Regions from separate parts of the Homo sapiens genome. Here region 1 is linked to region 2. Evidence: chromatin loops called from intact Hi-C (ENCODE). Cell type or tissue: Caco-2. All regions are shown on one strand. Links, peaks and the distances in the headings refer to the core of each region. The heading gives the core; the rest is flanking DNA.

Evidence for each region. A loop is a pair of places that touch in the nucleus more often than their neighbours do. Peaks named below come from ENCODE experiments on the same cell type or tissue, not always from the same donor. Only the 100,000 strongest peaks of a DNase experiment are listed, where the experiment ranks them.
Region 1: a loop joins it to region 2, with 3 times the contacts of the local background. A loop is called at or near these places in 1 of 110 quality-filtered maps.

The regions. Positions count from the first base shown.
Region 1 is chr2:149,461,234-149,471,610 of GRCh38, forward strand. LYPD6 (LY6/PLAUR domain containing 6) reads left to right here. Exons shown (of 5, transcript NM_194317.5): 4 at 7,412-7,542; 5 at 9,450-10,377. The coding sequence ends at 9,617. Among named protein-coding and RNA genes, the nearest start is that of MMADHC-DT, 120 kb to the right of the region's middle. In Caco-2, for the core only: no CTCF peak of the experiment used is centred there; DNase peaks (open chromatin) are centred at 4,908 and 5,618.
Region 2 is chr2:149,065,743-149,076,119 of GRCh38, forward strand. The region is part of intron 1 of LYPD6B (LY6/PLAUR domain containing 6B); the gene reads left to right. It also overlaps the pseudogene TXNP5. Among named protein-coding and RNA genes, the nearest start is that of LYPD6B, 32 kb to the left of the region's middle. In Caco-2, for the core only: no CTCF peak of the experiment used is centred there; a DNase peak (open chromatin) is centred at 5,349; H3K4me3 peaks cover 192 bases.

The sequences.
Region 1 (10,377 bases), core at 1,587-9,586, 400 kb after region 2:
AAGGTACTAAGAAAAGGAAAATAAGGGAATAGTATGAACAACTCAAAAACATAAGTTTGACAAGTTAGATGAAATGGACCATAACTCAAAAAACAAAGTACCACAATTCACTAAAAATGAGATAAATAGTCCTATAACTCCTAAGAATTTTTTTTATAACTTAAAAACACTCATAAAAGAACTCTTCAGGCCCAAATAATTTCACTGGAGAATTTTACCAAGTTTTAATAGAGGAATTAACACCAATTCTAGATAAAATCTTCCAGAAAATGGAAGAGAAGGGGGAATACTCAATTCATTTTATCAAGCTGGAGTTACCCTGATACCAAAACCAGACCAACACAGCACCAAACAAACAAACAAACAAATACAAAATTCCAATCTATTATTTTTTTATGAATATAGACACTAAAGTTCTTAACAAAATATTGGCAAATAGAATGTAGCAATATATGAAAAGAATTATGCACCATGACAAAGTGGGGCTTAGTCCATGGATACAAGGCTGGTTTAATCTCTGAAAATCAACCAATATAATCCACAGTGTTAATAGGCTAAAGATGAAAAATCACATGTTCATATCAACCAATGTAAAACAATTGTCAAAATTAAACACCATTTATGATTAAAACCTCTCAGAAAAATAGGAATAGCGAGAAACTTCTTCAACTTGATAACATCGATTAAAAACCTACCACTAACATTATGCTTAATGGTAAAAGACTGCATGCATTCCTGCTAAGACAGAGAACTAGGCAATTATGTCTGCTTTCACTACTTTTATTTAGTGCAACCCTGTAGATTCTAGCATGTGCAATAAGACAAGAAAAGTAAATAAAAGACATACAGATTGGAAAGGAAAATATGACTGTCCTTTTTCACAGACAACATGATTTCTATGTAGAAAATTCCAACAAATCTAAAGAGAATTCCTGGAACTAATAAATGAGTTCAGCAAGGTCATAGGATATACGATAAATTGAGAACTCAATTGTGTTTATGCTATCAATTAACATGTGGACACTGAAATTTAAAATATCCCATTTATATATACCATTTAAAAATATACCATTTAAAATATAGCATTATATTGCTCAGAAGAATTAAATACTTCCAGGTAAATCTAAGCAAAACATGTATAGGACTTGTAAGCTGAAAATTATGAAACGTCAATGAAAAAAATAAAATTTAAATAAATGGAAAGACCGTGTTCATAGATTGAAAGACAACATAGTAAAATGTCAGTTCTCTACAGATTGTTATATAGGTTTAACACAATTCCTGTCAAAATCCCAGGAAGATTTTTTTTTTTTTAGATATAGACAAAAGTGTTCTACAGTTTATATGGAAAGATAAGAAACTGGTATAGCTAAAACGATTTTGAAAAAGAAGACTAAAGTAGAAGGAATCAAACTACCCTATTTCAGGATTTAATATACAGCTGTAGTAATCAAGACTGCGGTACTGACAGAGAAATAGACATAGATCAATTAAACAGAATAAATAGACCTTAAAAATATGCCCATCTAATTTTTAACAAAGGTGTAAAAGCAATTCAGTGGAGGAAAGACAGCCTTTTTAACAAATGGTACTGGAGGAACTGGACATTCACAGGCAAAAAATGAATCTCAGCCTAAGTCTCACACTTTTTACAAAAGTTAAAGTGAATCACAGACTTAAATGTGAAATGTAAAAACATACAGCATTTAGGAAAAAATAGAAGAAAATCTTCATAAATCTAGGGCTAGGTGAGGTTCTTAGACTTAATACCAAAAGCATGACTCATAAAAGAAAAAATAATAAATTAGACTTCATCAAAATTTAAAACTTTTTTACCCGGCACAAGACCCTGTTAAGAGAATGCAAATGCAAGCTATGAAATGGGAAAAATATTTGCAAATCACATATCTGACAAAGAACTGCTATCTAGAATATATAAATAATTTTCAGAACACACCAGTAAACAAAATACATCATTAGAAAATAGGAAAAATATGAATAGACATTTCACCAAAGAAGATAACCAGATGGCAAATAAACACATGAAAACATTTAACATCATTAGCCATAAGGGAAATGCAAATTTCAAACATGAGATATTATGATACTTCTATCAGAATACCTAAAATAAAGAATAAGAAAAATGCCACATGCTAGTAAAAAGGAGGAGAAACTAGATCACTCAATACGTTGTTGGTAGGAATATAAAATGTTACAGCCACTCTGGAAAGCAGCTTGACAGTTTCTTAAACAACTAAACATGCAACTACCACATAACCCAGCAGTTTCACTTCTGGTCACTCATACAGAGAAGTAAAAAGTTATATTCACACAGCAACCTCTACACAAATGTTCATGGTAGCTTTATTAATAATATCTCTAAACTGGAAACAAACCTGGATGTCCTTTCAATGGCTGAATGGTTAAACCAACTTTAGTACATCTATGCCGTGGAATACTACTCAGCAATAAAAGTTAACAAACTCTTAAAAATTAACAAACCCAGTGAATGAGACTGAGTGAAAATGCCCAGTTCCAAAATACTACATGTTGTGTGACTCATTTATATAACATTCTCAAAATGACAAAATTATAGAAATGCAGTACCATTTAGTGGTTGCCAAGGGTTAGGGAAGGGGTGGGGGCAGGAGGGAAGAGGATGTGACTATAAAAGGTCAACATGAGGGATCCTTATGGCTGTGGAGAAGTTCTGTATCTTGATTGGGTTAATGTCAATATCACAGTTGTGATATTATACCATAGTTTTGCAGTTGTTACCATTTGGGGAAACTAGGTAAAAGGTGTAGAGGATCTCCTATTATTAATATTCCTTACAAATGCATGGGAATCTACAGTTATCTCAAAATAATAGGTTAAATTAAAAAAAAAAAAAACAGTTTAAACACAAAAAAATCAATTGTTTTGATCAGGAACCATGATCTAGAAGAAAAGCCAGATATCCCAAATGAGAAAGTTAAGAAGGACTAAGACAACATGGAGAAGAGAGAAGATTAGCATTGACCTGGTTGGGAGGAAGATCAGGAAGATTTCACAGAATTTATCACATTTGGATTGAGCCTTGAAGAATATCAGGTGTCCAGGAGTAGAAGATAGGAAAAAATATGCAGACCATGCTAAGGATGCACATTTTTCATCGTGCATGGTCAAAAGTTGTGGTACTATGTCTCAAGGTATATACGAGGCAATGAGGAGACAGTTTGGAGCCTCCATCAAGGAGAACCGTGAGTAATGAGGGCTGAGTTTCAGATGCCAAGCTCTGAGTTAGAAATTAAATTAACTGATGATTCTATCAGGGAAGCGCAGTTACTCCAATGCACTTGACACACAGCTTCGGGAGCAGAGAGAGCAATGGCCTATTCCCAAGCCACTCAGGCAGGCCAAATAAGCCTAGTAATTCAGCAGTCAGGATTCCTTGACAATTAGGTGGCATTCATGCTTTTGTGCGTGGCGGGTTGCATGTCAGAGACAAAACAAGAAACAATGAGGTCCGGAATTGAGGAAATGGAAAATGGAATAGAAAAGACCAGATGGATAATGGAGACATTTCAGAAGACTTGGAGACTCCCAGATTAGGGAGAAAAGTCTGAGCTGATTCCAGATTTCTAGTTCAAGTTACTGGAGAAGCTGGAGGTACAATATCCCAGGAGGTCCCTTCCTGAGATAGACACATGTGAAGATAAAAAGATGCAAGGGGGAGGGAGATAATGCGTTGGGTTGAGACACATTAGGTGTGAGGTAATGCTGGAAGTGTCCAGAAAATAGTTGGTAATTTGGTTCTACAGTTCAGGAAAAAGACTCAGACTGAACACATGGCATGAGAAGTTTGATGAGGCCACTTGAGTGAGAAGAGGTTCAAGGACAGAACATGGGAGAATATCGACTTTCATATTAGGGAAAGTGTTGAAAGTGGAGAGAACAGAGATTAGGAGAACATCTGGAAGACAGAACTCTGAAGTCTAGGATGGAGAGTCCCACAGATGAGATTATCCATAGTAGAGTCCCAGAGTCACAAAGAGATCCTACAGGGTCAGACATGGGAAAAGGGCATGGAATTTGATGCGTAGGGCACAGTTGTTGCAGGGGAGTAGTGTGGCAGAAGTGAAGAGCTATGTGAACAGTAAGGAATGGGGGCAGGGAGAGAGCAGGCAGCTGCGACTGGCCTTTCATTTTTCAGTATAATTCGTAATATTACTATTAAAGTATTTTCCTCCCATTAATTTTCTTGCACCTGGAAAATTATTCTCTAGCATCATTTTTATCAACCTGTATGTTTGTGAAGAAACTAAAACAAGCAGAACCATGAAGAATAATTGAGTGGCAAGAAAGCCTTTTATAAGAAAGTTGGACATTTGTAATGTCTCAATTCAAATCATCTTATGTATGTTTTGTTTAAATATAGTTTCTGTTATTAAAAACAATATTGGTGGGTAAATGAAAGTTTGCAATTTAGCTTTGGGTTACTTTTAACTTTCAGAACGAGATTATGAACTCTGTGTGCATGCGTGCACATGGGTGTGAATTTCATAAAAATTATATTTTCCAATTGTTGATGAAGTTCTCTTTCCCATTTCTGATTTTAGTTGAATGCCTGTTAATCTAATAGTAAAAGACTTTTGTTTCACAACCTCTGGGAATACCATGTAGTTGCAGAATATGAGATTTTAGAGACAGAAACTAACCTGGTGGAAATTCAAATTCATCTTTTATCTTTTAGATAAAAGCCTTTGAAATCCTTTTAGTGTGAAGTTATCAGCAGGCTTGATTCTCATATTACCTCATTACTAACCCAAGGAGTTTTCAAAATGCATAGAGAACAATGCTCTGTGGCTGAAACTAGGTTTTTATCACTACTCCAGTCCAGTGATAAGCCAAATGTGGCCCACCTAGTTCTACTTGGGAAATTCTGCCTGCTCACCCCGATAAACCTTTGGAGATCATGAGATCACAACACATATAGAAGGTTCTCATAAGTTGTGCACTGAAGAAACCTGTTCGAGTTTATTTGAGCATTTTCAAAACTTCTTAAACCACAGAACCTTTTTCCACATTAACATTTCATAACTCACCTAGGGTTTTTGTAAGATAAGAAGTGGAATAAATGCTTTTGAAGGATTGATGCTTCAGCACTGAGGTCTGTACTGCTGGAAGTGATGGCAGTGTTCTCCATATATTTTTGTTTCATGGATTGGACTGGGTGAAGTACAAGAAAAAATTCTTACTGCACTGATCTCCCTTCTACCCCCAGAATGGCAAAAAATCAGCTTATTAGGTACTAAGGTTTTGCATGTGTTCCTGAAAAATTATTTTTATCAGTTGTTGCGTCTACTGTCATTCAATGGAATACGCTCTCCATTATGTATAAGATATTTTGTTAAAGATAGAAAAGTATGAACAAAGAAGTAGTCATATCAAGTTCACCAATTGTTATTTTAAGGCTTACTTAAAACAGGATAATTCACTACTTGGGGGAAAAGGCTGATTTCCAAAACTGCAGCTATGTAGTGATTTACTCATTCCATAAGCCTATGATCTTATCTGCTCGGATTTACATTTGGAGCAGTAAAACCTCTGGCAGCTGCTCTTAGCTGTCTGCATGAAGAGGAGACAGGAGATAAGAACATTCCTGATTTTATTGCTTTCTAGAACATTTGAAGTTGGGGTGGGGGTGGGAAAGATGAACCTATTGTGACCATAAACGTCCATCGAGTCTGATACCAAAGAAGTAAACCAGTCCTCTTAGAAGATGTGGTAAATCTCCCAGGCCACTGGCCTCCATTTGTCAAAACCTGTTAAGGCTTAAAAAAGAGGAGAGCTGCTGCCTCTTCTTCAACAGAAAAGCAATCACTCCAATGTTAAGATAGTTTAGGGCTTTGGGATAATTATTGCCAGGTAGAAAACTTTCAACTATTCTTATTGTGAGCTCCCCAGATGACCTTACCCTACTCCCAAAGAGCTCCATAGGACCCTGGGCAACCTTGGAGCAAGCTTCAGCCCAATCCAACTAACAATTCCAGCCGGGATGCAGTGTGGGACAGCATTTAGGGGAGGGTGTTGCCACAGACTCTGCCCAGGCACACCTGCCAATAGCATCACCACTGGGAAAGTGGCAGCTCTTAGTACGACTTAATTGGAGACCATTTGGGATTCCTGTCAGGTGAGGGTCTCTAGGAAGACTGTTAAAACCCCTGAGTTTTGATGACTTCCAGGATGTGTTGAAGGGTCTGTATTAGCTCATTCTCAAGACCTAAAATTTTCTTACGCTTTCTTCTTTGGACATTAGTTCTTCAGTTAAAAGCTGCCAAAATCATGACAGAATCTGGTGGGGGAGAGGGGAGGAATTTGTATTGCCTAATAAATAATCTCATAGAAGGTCATAATTCCATATTAGCCACTAAATATCTGAAATGTATAAAGCATGCAAAGTTGGATCCAAGATGTGGATGAAAAACAGCTCGGTGACATTTCTTAAGAATTATTCATTTTCTTTTTTAATGTGAAAGTAGAGCAAGAACATTCTCCTAAATCCCAGACTTAGAGAGCTGAACATTGCCTGGAGGCCATAAAGAATTACATTGACAAAGCCATTTTTCTTTAGTTTTTAAATTACACATTAAAAGTTCCCCCAAAGAATTTTGGAAGAGATCTCAAGCTTTCAGATTCATTAGACATAGAGGGACCTCTGGAAACTCCCATCATGGTCTTCATCTGTTGTCCTAGGAAGACACTGAAATCATGCTAGGGAGAAACGAAGCTCCTCAATTTTGGAAAAATGTTCATTATTGTTTCAGTCTTCGTCTGTAATGCACCCTGGACCCAGCTATGCTCATTGGCACAAAGTTTTAAATTGTTCTGCTCTTGTGAATAGCTGCTTCCCCCCAACACACACACACACACACACACACACACACACACACACACACACACACACACACACCAGCCACTGCTGTAGTGTTTTATCTCCTTGAGGACTACTGTTACCTGCCTAACTCATTTTAACCCTGAGTTCTTTGAACCTCTTTGTCCTTTCATCTTCCTTAAAATTGCTATGACTTATACCTCTTAAATCATCCCCGCAAAACCACTCATCCCCTAAAAATAAAAATCAGTCCAGTGGCAAAATTTGTTGAAAGGCAAGGAGAAACCATTGTGTCTTGGTTTATGGGAATAATGCTGGGCAGAGAAATCAATATTCTTTGAAGGTTGTCCTCCTACCATGGCAAAGTGGAGCTCTCCAAAGAGGTCTTTGGGGTTGGACATAAACTCAAAGCAGTGCACATCTTATGTGCTATTAGCTCTTTTCTGGAATGATAATGCTGACACTCCTGTTATTTTCCTTTTAGGCAGGTTTGGTCAACATTTCCCATCTCAAATATATTTTCTCTGTTGACAGAGACCAGATACTGCTACACTCAGCACACAATGGAAGTCACAGGAAACAGTATCTCAGTCACCAAACGCTGTGTCCCACTGGAAGAGTGCTTATCCACTGGCTGCAGAGACTCCGAGCATGAAGGCCACAAGGTCTGGGCAACAGAGCAAGTGACCAGTACTACATAGCCAGCTGCCTTCTCTTCAGACATCTGCCAGTACTCATGAGCAGATTCTTACTCCCCCGTGAAGGCTGTCTTTTGATTGTCTTTATGCTCTATGAAAAGACGCTTCCTTTCCTGTTTACTCTAAAAGAATACACATTTATACCAGAGCATAGGACAACTGATATAAATTGTGTAAACACACATGAAGAGGGTGTTCAGTGTTATTGTAATAACTTTCTTCACTCAGAGGAAAGTAATAAAGCTACCAGAAAAAAGAGGAGCAAGAGACCAGTTATGTCCATCACAGTGAAGCTTTGCAGATGTACCCAGTTCATTCATCACAGGAGGACCGACGCAATTCAGCTTTGATAACTTTCTGTAAAGTAGGGCTCATGTTGTGACTGGGATGTTAGTTTGGGGAGGGTCTCCATTGGCTCTTGAGTCATTTGATAGGTGATGGAGACCCATCTTGTGTGTTCGCTTAAGCTTCACCTGGTACCTGTAGAAGCCTGTATACGGAAACACATGGTGCCTATGTACAGAAGCACTCAGTGTAAAATGAGCTTGGGAGGCAGCCTTGAAGGGGCATATGGACAATCACAGAAAGGCAGCCTTGCCCTCTATACGTGTGTCTATACATGTCTATATGCTGTCTATACGTGTGACCTTAACATAGCATACTTTGGCCTTTATTTAGCAGCTGAACACTTCTGCAGGTGGCCTTCCTGGTGGTTTGGGCAATGTCCATTCTCAATACCTGGGAACAGCACTGTTTCTTAAGAAGGCAGACACCTAATTTTCAAGCAACCTCTTGAATACACTAATAATTAAAATTTTAAATATAATCTGCCTATTCTGCTCCTGGTTCAAAATGAGTAAAACCAAAGGCTTTCCCTGACCTCTCCAGCAAATTGGACTTGATTCTGAGGAGTTACTGTGGCCTCTTTACCAAGGAGAAAGTTAAGGATTAGAGAAATTGGGTCATATGCTCGGTCACACAGCTGGTAAGTGACAGGCACAGAATTCCAACTCACCTCTGGTTTGGAGTCTACCTCCGCAACATTATACTGACTTCCTGGCACGTGTCACTGTGACTAAAGACTCAAATCCCTGCAGGAAAATGACTGTATAGAATGTTATTAATAACCATCCTATGACTAGGAATCACCTGGGAATCTTGTTAAAATGTAGTCCTAATTCTTTGTCTGGGGCAAGGTTTGAGATTCTGCACTTGTAACAAACTCCCAGCTGATGTTGGAGCTGCTGGTCTGTACTTTGTGTAGCCATGCCCCAAGAAAGTTTTTGTCACTAACTCTGTGGGTTTATTTCTTTCTAATGATCCACGAGTAAGGTGGTGTAAAGCAGGAGTAACTGCATGAATGAAAACCCTTCAAACATTAACTCACCCAATGAGAATGGAGACACTTATGCAAACAGTTCTGTGAAAGTCAGTACTCAAGTTTAAACCACCCGGGTTGTTGCCACTTGACTCTCACTTGAAAACTTGGCAAACGAAGGCTTACCCTCTCTTCCTCAAGTAGTCAGAAAGAGCCTCATGGAAAAACACGGACGAGTTTCTTTATTCCCATTTTAAGGGCGAAAGAACTGAGGCCCAGGAAGGCTATACACCTTTGTAAGAATCGTATGGGTGGAGGGTGTCAAAAACAAAACCTAGCTCTCTTGAAGTTTGGCCTGGGGAGTTTTCATGTTGACCAGATTGCTTCTAGAAGAAATATTATCCCCAGCCTTCCTGAACGTAGAGTTGGCATCTCCTTTATAGATTAGGTAATTTTTACTTGCATCTTGCCATGTGGGCGACAGTGCCTTCAAAAACCCTGCCTCCTTCCAAGACATGCTGGCTTCTCATTATCTTTTTTTCTTCCTTTCTTTCAGGTCTGCACTTCTTGTTGTGAAGGAAATATCTGTAACTTGCCACTGCCCCGAAATGAAACTGATGCCACATTTGCCACGACGTCACCTATAAATCAGACAAATGGGCACCCACGCTGTATGTCAGTGATAGTGTCCTGCTTGTGGTTGTGGTTAGGGCTCATGTTATAGTGGCTCAGTGGCTCCATGTGTTAATAGCGATCCATGGGGATCTCGATGGTCCACAGACCTGCATGAGTCATTGGCCTGACAGTAATTACACATGTGAGACACAACACTCTTGGAGGTCATCACAGCCAAGCATTGCCACTTACCATGAGGAATAAATGTTGCTTCATTGTAGCCATTTTGAGTCTAACCGAGACTCATCAAAGCCTTCTGTCAGTACAGCCCAAGTTCCATACCATAAACGTTTGTTTTCATTCCAAGAAGTAGTTCTGCATTTATCGAGATCTGGGGTTCTTAATTTGGAAGAATACATGCATGAGATGCAGTAGGTCCTGAGACTGTAAGATATTAGGAGTATGTTATAGGGGCATGTATAGATGTGGGCTTTTCAGGAGAAAAGTAACCATTGGTTTAAATATAATCATGAGTTCATTTGTAGCTTTAGAATTTTAAAACATTGACTCCAAACTGAATGGACTATTTCCTTGGAAATTCTGACTGAGTCCCTGGAAGAGTAGTAATTCCAACAATTCCAGCCATTTGTTCAATTAATTTTCCCAACATTCTTCTCCCAGTGCTGGGAATCACATTTCCTCTGTTCTGTGCAGAAGACAAAAAGGCAATCATAAAAGTTTGTTATATTTGTGGGGGTGCCTGGAGGAGGATTTTCCTCAACTTAATGGAGCCACTGTCCATAAAGTGGCTGTTATCCCTTCATATAATTGGTGAGATCAGCCTTCTCCTTGACTTGGCACCTAATTAT
Region 2 (10,377 bases), core at 1,673-9,672:
CTGATGCCCAGGTTGAAGTGCAGTAGCACTATCTCTGCTCACTGCAATCTCCACCTCCCAGGCTCAAGCAGTCCTCTTGCCTCAGCCTCCCAAGTAGCTGGGACTACAGGGGCATGCCACTGTGTCTGGCCCTTTTTTTTTGTATTTTTCATAGAGACTAGTTTTCGCCTTGTTACTCAGGCTGGTTTGTAACTCCTGAACTCAAGAGATCTGCCCACCTTGGCTTCCCAAAGTGTCGGGATTACGAGTCTGAGCTACCGCACTCGGCCCTAATAAAATTTTATTTACAAAAATAGGCTGCTAGTTCATGGGCTGTAGTTCAGTGGCCCATGGCACAGATTGGGCAGTACCAGTTTTGGCTACCCATTTGTGTCTTGTGTCTAGAGACACTATGTTCTATTAACCATTATTTGTTTCCTTTTTTTTTTCAAATTTATTATTTTTTTAATTCTACTTTAAGTTTTAGGGTACATGTGCACAACGTACAGGTTTGTTACATATGTATACATGTGCCATGTTGGTGTGCTGCATCCATTAACTTGTCATTTACATTAGATATATCTCCTAATGCTATCCCTCCCCCGTCCCCCCACCCCACAACAGGCCCCGGTGTGTGATGTTCCCCTTCCTGTGTCCATGTGTTGTCACTGTTCAATTCCAACCTATGAGTGAGAACATGCAGTGTTTGGTTTTTTGTCCTTGGGATAGTTTGCTGAGAATGATGGTTTCCAGCTTCATCCATGTCCCTACAAAGGACATGAACTCATCATTTTTTATGGCTGCATGGTATTCCATGGTGTATATGTGCCACATTTTCTTAATCCAGTCTATCATTGTTGGACATTTAGGTTGGTTCCAATGTTATGCCATATACATAACAGTTGCTCAAAAACATTTATTAACTTCAAATTTAATAAATATTTTTGAGCAACTGTTGTGTATATGGCATAACATACTCCATGCTACCTTTGATTCCTTCTTCACCCTCCAACATTCTCCCTTCTCTTCTCTTCTCTGCACTACTTCCTCTCTTTTCTCATTTGCTCTCATCCTCTATTTATTATTCCTTGGTTTCTTTTATTTTAGATTTAGGGGGTATATGTGCAAGTTTGTTACATGGGTATACTGTATGATGCTGAGGTTTGGGGTACAATTGATCTTGTCACCCAGATAGTGAGGATAGTACCCAATAGTTAGCTTTTCAACCTTTGCACCCCTTCCTTCCACTCCCCTTTAGTAGTCCTGTGTCTATTGTAGCTATCTTTACTTCCATGAGTACCCAATGTTTAGGTCTCACTTCTAAGAGAGAATATGTGGTATTTGGTTTCCTGTTCCATGTTAATTTGCTTAGGACAATGGCTTCTAGCCACATCCATGTTCCTGCAGAGGACATGATTTCCTTATTTTTTATGGCTGCCTACTATTCCTATCACCTGTATTTCAACACACTCTGCAGGTGGTTCTTATGCCTGCTTCAGTTTGAGAAGCGCTGCTACATAATATGTAAATGGTTTATCTGGGAAAGGTGGCATGATCAGTTGTGAATGCTTTTTCCTGATCATATTTTATATTTATTCATTATGATCCTTAATAAATATTTTAATCTTTGAATGTTTTAATAATTTAAACATCTTTTAAAAAGTTGTTTTCCATTATAAATTAATTTTCCATTATAAATTAATACATGCTATGAGAGCTTCAGAAAACACAGAAAAGTGAAAAGTAAAAAGCAATTTACCCCTCTAGTATATTTATTGATAAGATTTGAAAAGTATGTATATTTTTTCCTATCTTTTCTGTGTATAATTTTTTAAAACTTTGTTTTTTTTTTCTGATTGTAGGCATTATATATTATCCTCATAGGGCTATAAAGTGATACTATATAGTCTTTGCTTTTTTCCTTTGGTTTAAGGGAATGCTCTTAGATAATCTTTGTCTTAAAAGAAAATTTTTTCTCTAATTTTTATTTAAATTTTATATAATTTAGGAAGATTCCTGGTATAATCATTAATGTCTCAAATAGTTATTTTACAGTCCAAATGGAGAATTTATTATCTTCTTAGTGCAACAGAAAAATTTAATTTACTACTCACTGGTAGCATGTATTCTGTATTATATGTGAATCTTCTTTGACCAAAACTTTCTAGAGGGTAGAAAAGCTTTTGCTTTGGAAGAATGCGTGACCACCCTCCTCTCAAACTGGCCTGATAGGAGGGGAGAGGGAGGGAATGATCTCAACAGAAAGTCCTGTTTTTCTAAGGTGAGTGGGGAACACCTCACCACTGTGAAGATGGAGGTTTTTGTTTTTCGGGCTTCTTTATTGAGACTGGAAAAGTCTTTGCCCAAATCTCTGCTTTTTTAGGCAGTTTGAGAAGAAATCAGCATGTAATTTTTAACCTTTGTAGAATAACTGGCTTCTGTGTTTGAGGTAGGGCAGGAGAAGTCTGGCCATGATTTTTCCTGTAGCCACTTTACCATGCTTTGTTTTGGAATACATCATTGCCCTCAATAATGCAGAATGTATTATGTTAAATGAAAAACTTGGTGCATTTCTTATGTCCACGAGTTAGACTCTTTCTCCAAGTCTAGTTGTTCCAAGAGTAATTGATACAACTTACCATTGAGAGGAACACAGTTCAGAAACTAAAGTAGCAAACAAGTATTTCTGAATTTTCAAGCTTCATTTGCATCTTTCAGAGAACATTAGTAACACTTTCTTTTTGAGTTAATATTTTATTGTCACGCAGATGGCAGTTGGGTATATAGTCTCCATACTTTATACTTTTTATAAATAAAAAATTACAAATTTTAAATAGCCAATGGTTGGTTATGTTTTCAGAAAACATGATTAGACTAATTCATTAGTGGTGGCTTCAAGATTTTCCTTATTATTATAGCTCCAGAAAATTCACCTACCTTTTGTCCCTTCTTAAAAAACTAGGTTGGCATGCATTTGACTTCACACTCTGAAGCAACATCCTGACAGTCATCCACATCTACTTCAAGGGATATCATGTTAGAATACTTTTCAGAGAGGGAATGAAACAAAGGCTCGATCATTTTGCAAGGCCCACATCATGTGCCTGAGAAGTCAACTACTCCAGGTTTATCGCCTGCAGCCTCCAAGGCTTCCTGAAAAGCAAACTTCTGCTCAATTTGCTTCACCATTTTGGCTGATGGGGTCTTCTAAGAAACATTTCTAAAAATTATCTCGTCCGTCTCTTGTTCCACACTGTTCCAGATCACTTCTTAAAACTCATTTTTACTTCCCTGTCCATACCTTTCTGAAGTTTCAACTGCTTTCCCCCAACCCCCACCCCGAAGTTCTTTATTATGTAGACTTTTTTTTTTTTTTCAGTTTTGGTATAACTTGCAATCAAGGAGAGCCAGAAAAGTGACTCAGCCACAGGAATTTGTCCATTTTGTGGGTGGGCTGGTGGGGGTGGCCTTGGGAGAACTTGATGGAGGCAGAATTATGACTAGTCATTAATAATCATAACTTTTTTTTACATTTTTAGTTTTTCTTATCATTACACAAAATATCCATGTAACATAATAACTAGTTTTTGTTACACAGGACATGCCTTGTAGTTGTGCTTTTTGCCTTGGCGACATAGACTGTGTATACCTAAGAACAGCAGAGTGACTGCGGTGGAATTGTTTATGAATGTTTCGTAATGGAAAACTGTTTCTGTGATAAATGAAACTGGGTTGGTTAGGATTGAATAGAATTGGAAGATAGCAGATCTTAAGGTACCACCCCAAACCCTGCTGTGTCACAGATTTTGGCTGATAGCATCTTATTTATGTTGAGAAGCTGGTTGGGCAGGAAGGATGTGTGGTCTGGATACTGCATGAGCCAGCTTGGCATTTAAATTTGCCAAAGACTTTGAAGCATTGCCACATTAAAAAAAAGTCCCTGTGGTAAATTTCAACATTCCTGTCTCCTATAACTCTGCATGTTATTATTTTTAGCCAGCATGACATCTTTCCACAGCATCACCGAGTGCCCAGTTGTCCATAGTGCTGAGCAGTGTCCACTACTCAGTGTGAGGCCTGGTTCCAGTCCTGCAGAAGCTTACACTCAAAGCCATGAACAGTTTTCTTTTTATTAATAGAAGCTTAAGAGCTTTCCCCAGACAAATATGTTGGCTAGCTGTACAACTTTTTTTTTTTTTTTAATTGCAGAGATGGGTGGTGTGTGTGTGTGTACGTGTGTGTGTATGTGAATCATTTTCTTGAAATACATAAATTCTTAGAAAAATAATGGCTGGAGAGTTGTGAGTAAATGAAAATTTGGTAAACAGGTGGCTTTTCTGTGATGAATAAAAATGCATATGTTTTGGAAGCAAGGCACTATAGGTTCTTGCTCCCTGCTTCTCTTGGGGCGTATTCCTTCCATGTCTCCCAGTGAGCACCAGGCTTCACCACACTGGCCTCCTTAATGTTCCCTAACACGCCAGCCATGCTCTGCCACAGGACGTTGGCATTTCAATTTTCTCCCCCTGCAAGACTCTTCCCCGCTAACCTAGAAGGCTGGCTTTCTCACTTTCTTCAAATAGTGGCTTCTCCCTGAGGATGTTTTTGGTTACCCATCTACAAGTTTATTCCTTCTGCTGGGGCTTTGGGATTTCATATTCTGCTTCTTAATTTTTCTTCTCTTTAGCGCTTATTAATATCTAACACACTATAAAATTTTAACCTCTTTATTTTATTGATCTCCTTCCCCCCTCATATAACCTTCCTAAGACTATGGTAATTGTATTTTCGATGGTATTCCCAGTGCCTGGAAGAGTGCCTGGATCATCATAAGTGCTCAATAAATAATGGCTGAATGGAAGGAGGGAAGGAAGAAAGGTTGTGAATGACTCTTGTTGGCTTCTAGTCATCATAACTGACCTTCTCCATAATTAGACAACCCATTGTAAGCTAGCAATCAGCTTATTCACTGTATAGAACAGCCTGTGATTTTTGAGGTCAATTTTGAGGTGTTCTGGCAGGCTTCTTGGTTGGTAATCATAGGAAGTAAACTCTCATTAGTATCTGGTGTATAGAGGCATGTTCTGTGAAACCAGTAAACACCTCTCTCTCTACATGATTCTACTATTTCATACATTTCCAAGAAGTCAACAGGTAGTAACAGATGCAGCCTGATTGATTTCTGGAAGGGAAATGACAGAGCATATTCGCCGTGGGATAGGTAAATGGAATCCTTGGCACTGAGATTCCATTATCTTTTGTCTACCGATAAAAGGTGTATGATTTACTTATCATTTAGTTCCACACCCGGCATTAGTAGGACTGATAGGTGAGGGGCTAGGAGGAGAGGGACTCCTGCGTGGCTTTGTAAATAGCGATAAAGCAGTGGGAATGTAAAACGCGGCTTGGCAGGGTCTGCCTGGGATTTTGCTGAGTCCATAGCAATACTTAATTAACTGTGCAAACATTCTATTCAAGATAAGACTATAACAGTTGCCTTGGGGAAAATTCTTTTAGTCAATATTTGTTTGATCTTTTGTATAGTATTTTGGCTTTGCTGTTCATGCTATAGCAAAGCTCCTGTTACAAATGCCGTTTTCAGGGATTTGCTGTATTTGCATACCAGGTCAGTCCTGGGAGAGGTAAAGGATGGGAATCACTGTTTAAATAGAGGTTCCAAGGGCTTTCAAACAAATCTTTGAAAGTTGAAATACTTTGTATCAATCGGTTGTCAAATAATTATTAAAAACCTGGATTAAGTACTCTGGGAAATCTCAAAATCTAGGATAAGATCTTTGCCTTCAGTTTGCTTATACTCTAGCTATAGAAATAGGACTCGAATCAGTAGATATAATAGAAGATGCATACACTAAATAATAACAATGGCTGTGATTTCCTAGACACTTAACAAGGACTGAGCACTGTCCTAGTACTTTTCTAAGCATGAATTAACTCATTTAAATCCCCTAGTAGTCCAACGAGGCAGGCGCTTTTGGTTAGTGTGAAGTTTTGTACAGAATAAACAATGTCATTTGGAGAAAGAGAAGACCAGGGAATCAAAGAGCCACGAAGGAAAACTTCAAGGACAAGGTCTCTCAGTCCAGATTTTAAAGATTGGGAGGCAAATGGCTTGCAATGGGAAGAAGAAAAAGGGCATAATGGCATTGGTTGTTTTGCTGGTAACATTCCTTTTCTCTCTTGAAAGTTGTTTTACCCCCCTTTTTTTTTGAGACAGAGTCTTGCTTTGTCACCCAAGCTGGACTACAGTGGCGCAATCTCATTTCACTACAACCTCTGCCTCCCAGGTTCACATGAGTCTCCTGCCTCAGCCTCCTGAGTAGTTGGGATTACAGGCACACACCACTACACCTGGCTAATTTTTGTATTTTTGGTAGAGACAGAGTTTTGCCATGTTGGCCGGGCTGGTCTTGAACTCCTGATCTCAAGTGATCTGCCCTCCTCAGTCTCCCTATGTTTTACCATTTCTTGACTTTCAGCACATGTGCCTCTGGTGAAGAGGATAATAAACAAACACATAAGTAAACATACAGGATGTCAATGTAATAAATGCTATGAAGGATAACACAGGAATGGGAGAATGCTAGGGTGGTTATTTTATTTTAGTTTAGTTTCTTGACTTTCAGCACATGTGCCTCTGGTGAAGAGGATAATAAACAAACACGTAAGTAAACATACAGGATGTCAATGTAATAAATGCTATGAAGGATAACACAGGAAAGGGAGAATGCTAGGGTGGTTATTTTTATTTTATTTTATTTTATTTTATTTTATTTTATTTTATTTTATTTTATTTCATTTTATTTTATTTTTTTGAGACACAGTTTCACTCTGTTGCCCAGGCTGGAGTGCAGTGGCATGATTTCAGCTCACTGCAGCCTCTGCCTCCAAGGTTTAAGCGATTCTTGTGCCTCAGCCTCCCCGGTAGCTGGGATTACAGGTGAGTGCCACCATGCCTGGCTAATTTTTGTGTTTTTAGTAGAGATGGGGTTTCACCATGTTGGCCAGGCTGGTCTCGAACTCCTGACCTCAAGTGATCTGCCCAGCTTGGTCTCCCAAAGGGCTAGGATTACAGGTTTGAGGCACCATGCCTGGCCTGGATTTGCAATTTTAAATAGGGTGGTCAGGAAAGCCTGAGACATTTGAGTGAAGATGGAAGGAGGAGAGAGAAAATGCTTTGAAGGTACTTATGGGGAGAGATTTCTAGGCAGAGGGAACAGCAAGTGCAAAGGCCCTGGGATGGGAACTTAACCTCATTTATTAAAGGAACACCAAGGAGGCCAGAATGGCTGGAGAATAGTGAGCAGGGGGAATGGTAAGAGGTGATGTCTTCATGGGTAATGCATGCCCAGTCACTGCTGGGTTTAATGATGATGATAATGGTGAGGTAGGCAGAGCTGTTTAGAGTTTTTTGAGTAGAATGGCAGGCTGGCAGCTGTCACTGCTTTCTGCAACCCTGTGCAGTTGTAGCTTCTCTTGCTTTTCACTAGCAGGCCCAGCCCAGTATATCTCTTGGTCTCTGACCCATTGCTGATGTGGGCAGAGGCACCCTGACAGCTTCACACCCATTAGCTGGCAGGTAGAAAACCAGCTGAAGCCCTGAGTGAGAGAAGGCATGTGCCCTGAATGACACCCTTGTTTCCACCCTCATGGTGTTTTCTTGGTCCGTGTTTCTGAGTTTCTTCTTTGATTTCCTGCTGTTACTGATATGCCAGCTGGGTCCTGGGATCTGCCTTGTTCTTGCTGTCTTCCTGTCCAAGCCCACTGCCGTGATGCTGGGAAGCAATGTTGGTTCTGGTCTGTGTCCTGCAGCTGTTTGGGGCTCTGTGCTGAGTAGAGCATTAGGAAGATCCGTTGTGCTGCTGAGGCCCCCTTTTCTTCCACTCGGTGCTTTTGCTTATCCTCCTACCACTGCTGTGTCTCCTTGGATGACAGACTTGGGGACCCAAGTGGGCATGGGTGCCTGCACTTCTATAGGTACCTGCTGGACCATCGCCAAAACTCTGCAGGCAGGGTGATGCACTCAGATTCTCTCCAGCCTGGATTTGCCTGTCTCTGATCCTTTCCCTTTAGCCCATGTTGCTGATCCTCTGAGTTACAAGCAGAAGCTCAATGAGAGAGGGAGAGGACAGCAACCTCGGGTGAGGGCGTGGAGACCCAGACCAGGGTGACGGCTGTACGAAAGGAGAAGGAGGACAGAAGTGATGGGTCTGGGGAAGGAAGCCTCAACAGACCGTGCTCCATTGGCTTATGGAGACTCAATAGAAAATCAGAGCCCATACAAGCATCTAAGGATCAATATTAATCCAGAAGTTGCAAATGCAACGAGTGCTTTCAGAGGATCTTATAGCCAAGACATGGCCAAGTTACGTAAAGAAGGTGTCTGCTGTGGAGCCCTGTGAATGTCCAGCTGGGGTGGGTCAATGTGGGTTCAGGTCAGAGGCTCAAGTGAATGTTTACTCAAAGGGTCGACCACAGGGCCACTTTTGTGATGGCACACGTGCACACACATGCATACACGCATGCATGCACACACACACACACACACACGCACATGTGCTCTCTCACTTATTCTCTCCTTTTGTTTTTGATTTTAGTTGCAGTTACTTCTAGATAGATCTAAAACATCAACTTTAATGCCATTAATAGGAATAATTATAGCACATATCAGCCTGATTCTCCAACCTACAGAGCAGAGGTTGAGTTAGTGATAGGATGATAGGTGATAGGAAGTTCTCTGAGGTTTTCTCCCTGCTTCCAGCAACACGAACCTGACTTCTAAGGGCACGCACAAAGGCTTTTGGCAATCAACTGTGAATCAAGGTGTGCTGATGGGCCCTTCCAGCCTCAGAGAAGAGTAATTGGGGTGAAAAAATGTTATTATAATAAAACTATAATATTGCTGTGATTCTAGAAGGTAGCTAAATGAAGGGAGGTTCCCTCTTTGAAGAAAAATGTGAACTAAGTGGTTTCTCTGGGCCTACCACTTACTTTCCTGGGAAAAGGATTAATTTGAGTTAACATTTATTGAGCTTCCAGAATATCCTATGAAATGCTTTAAAAGTTTAAAATACAATTTTTTTTCTGAATCGGTAATTGACTCATATGCTTCAACATTTAAAGGCAACAAAAGAATGTACAGTGAGAATCCCCCACCCCATTTTTCCTCCTCCAGGCAGCTAGTTTTTTTCTGCAAGGCAACCCATATTAGCAGTGTCATATATATTTTGTTAATATACAATATAGTGTGCTCAGTCAGTGTTAATAATCTTAAAGAAAACAAAATGCCTTTTCTCTTTTTAAGGACTTCGTATTTCATAAAACATGGTGAGCCAATCAGTCATATGGAGCTGTATTTTAGAAACTTTTATTATAAATCCAGTGAGTATATAATTCCTAGATGCTCCATTAACTTTATGCTTTTGATTTTTAAATTCAGAAATCTTCCTTCTCCTCTATTTCCCTCCCATTTTATAAACTGTTCTCAAATCTTTGGCACTCACTGTTGCTTCCTTATGGGGCAGTGCCAGCGCTGATTGGATAAGTAGTAAACAAATATTATAGTAATAGAAAAATGTAGACACAGACAATCAAGTGTAGATTGACTGTTTCTATTTAGATGGGTCTATATGTTTATGGCTGTGGTTTGACGTGGTGTTTTGCAGTGTGTATATTTTACTGAACACATTTCTGGCCAATTTAGACTTAATGTGTATGTTTGCATTAAATCTGTTCATGTGATGAAGTTAAATAGTTCATAAGATACTGAGACAAACAGCAACCAACAAATCATGCTTTTAAACTCTTTAAAAGTTGTCAAACTTCTCTTGGAGAAAAGAAAAAAGAAAACTCATTTATTTTTTGTAAGTGAAGGAATAGAGGGCAGAAGTTAGAAGAACCTATAACTAATGTGCATAGTTTGACTATGACCTGGGTTTGACTCCAGGTTTGTGGAAAATCTTAACAAAAAGAAAAGTATAAAGTTGGTCATATGACAATCCTAGTTTTGTTTTTCTGTGGTAGATGCCTAATAAATGCTTCTGATCACTAAATGTCATATATTCTGAAAAGTAGGTAAGATAAACAGATATGTAATCCATATAATTTTAAAAACAATGTTAGCAGAATACTTTTCTGCTTGTGTTCGGCAGTGTTGGTGGATGAGTAAAAACATGCCGAGACAAAAGCAAAGACAAAAAGCCTCAGAAACTATGGCCAGTGCTACGGCTGATGAGGCAGGAGGCTGACGGAGTTTGAGGCCAATCTAGGAGAGAGGGAGGATCCAGAGGAGCGGGAGAATGGGTTTTGAGTTTAGGAACGTGAACTGTCAGGATTTAACACTGGAGTAATCCAGAGGCGCGGGAGAATGGGTTTTGAATA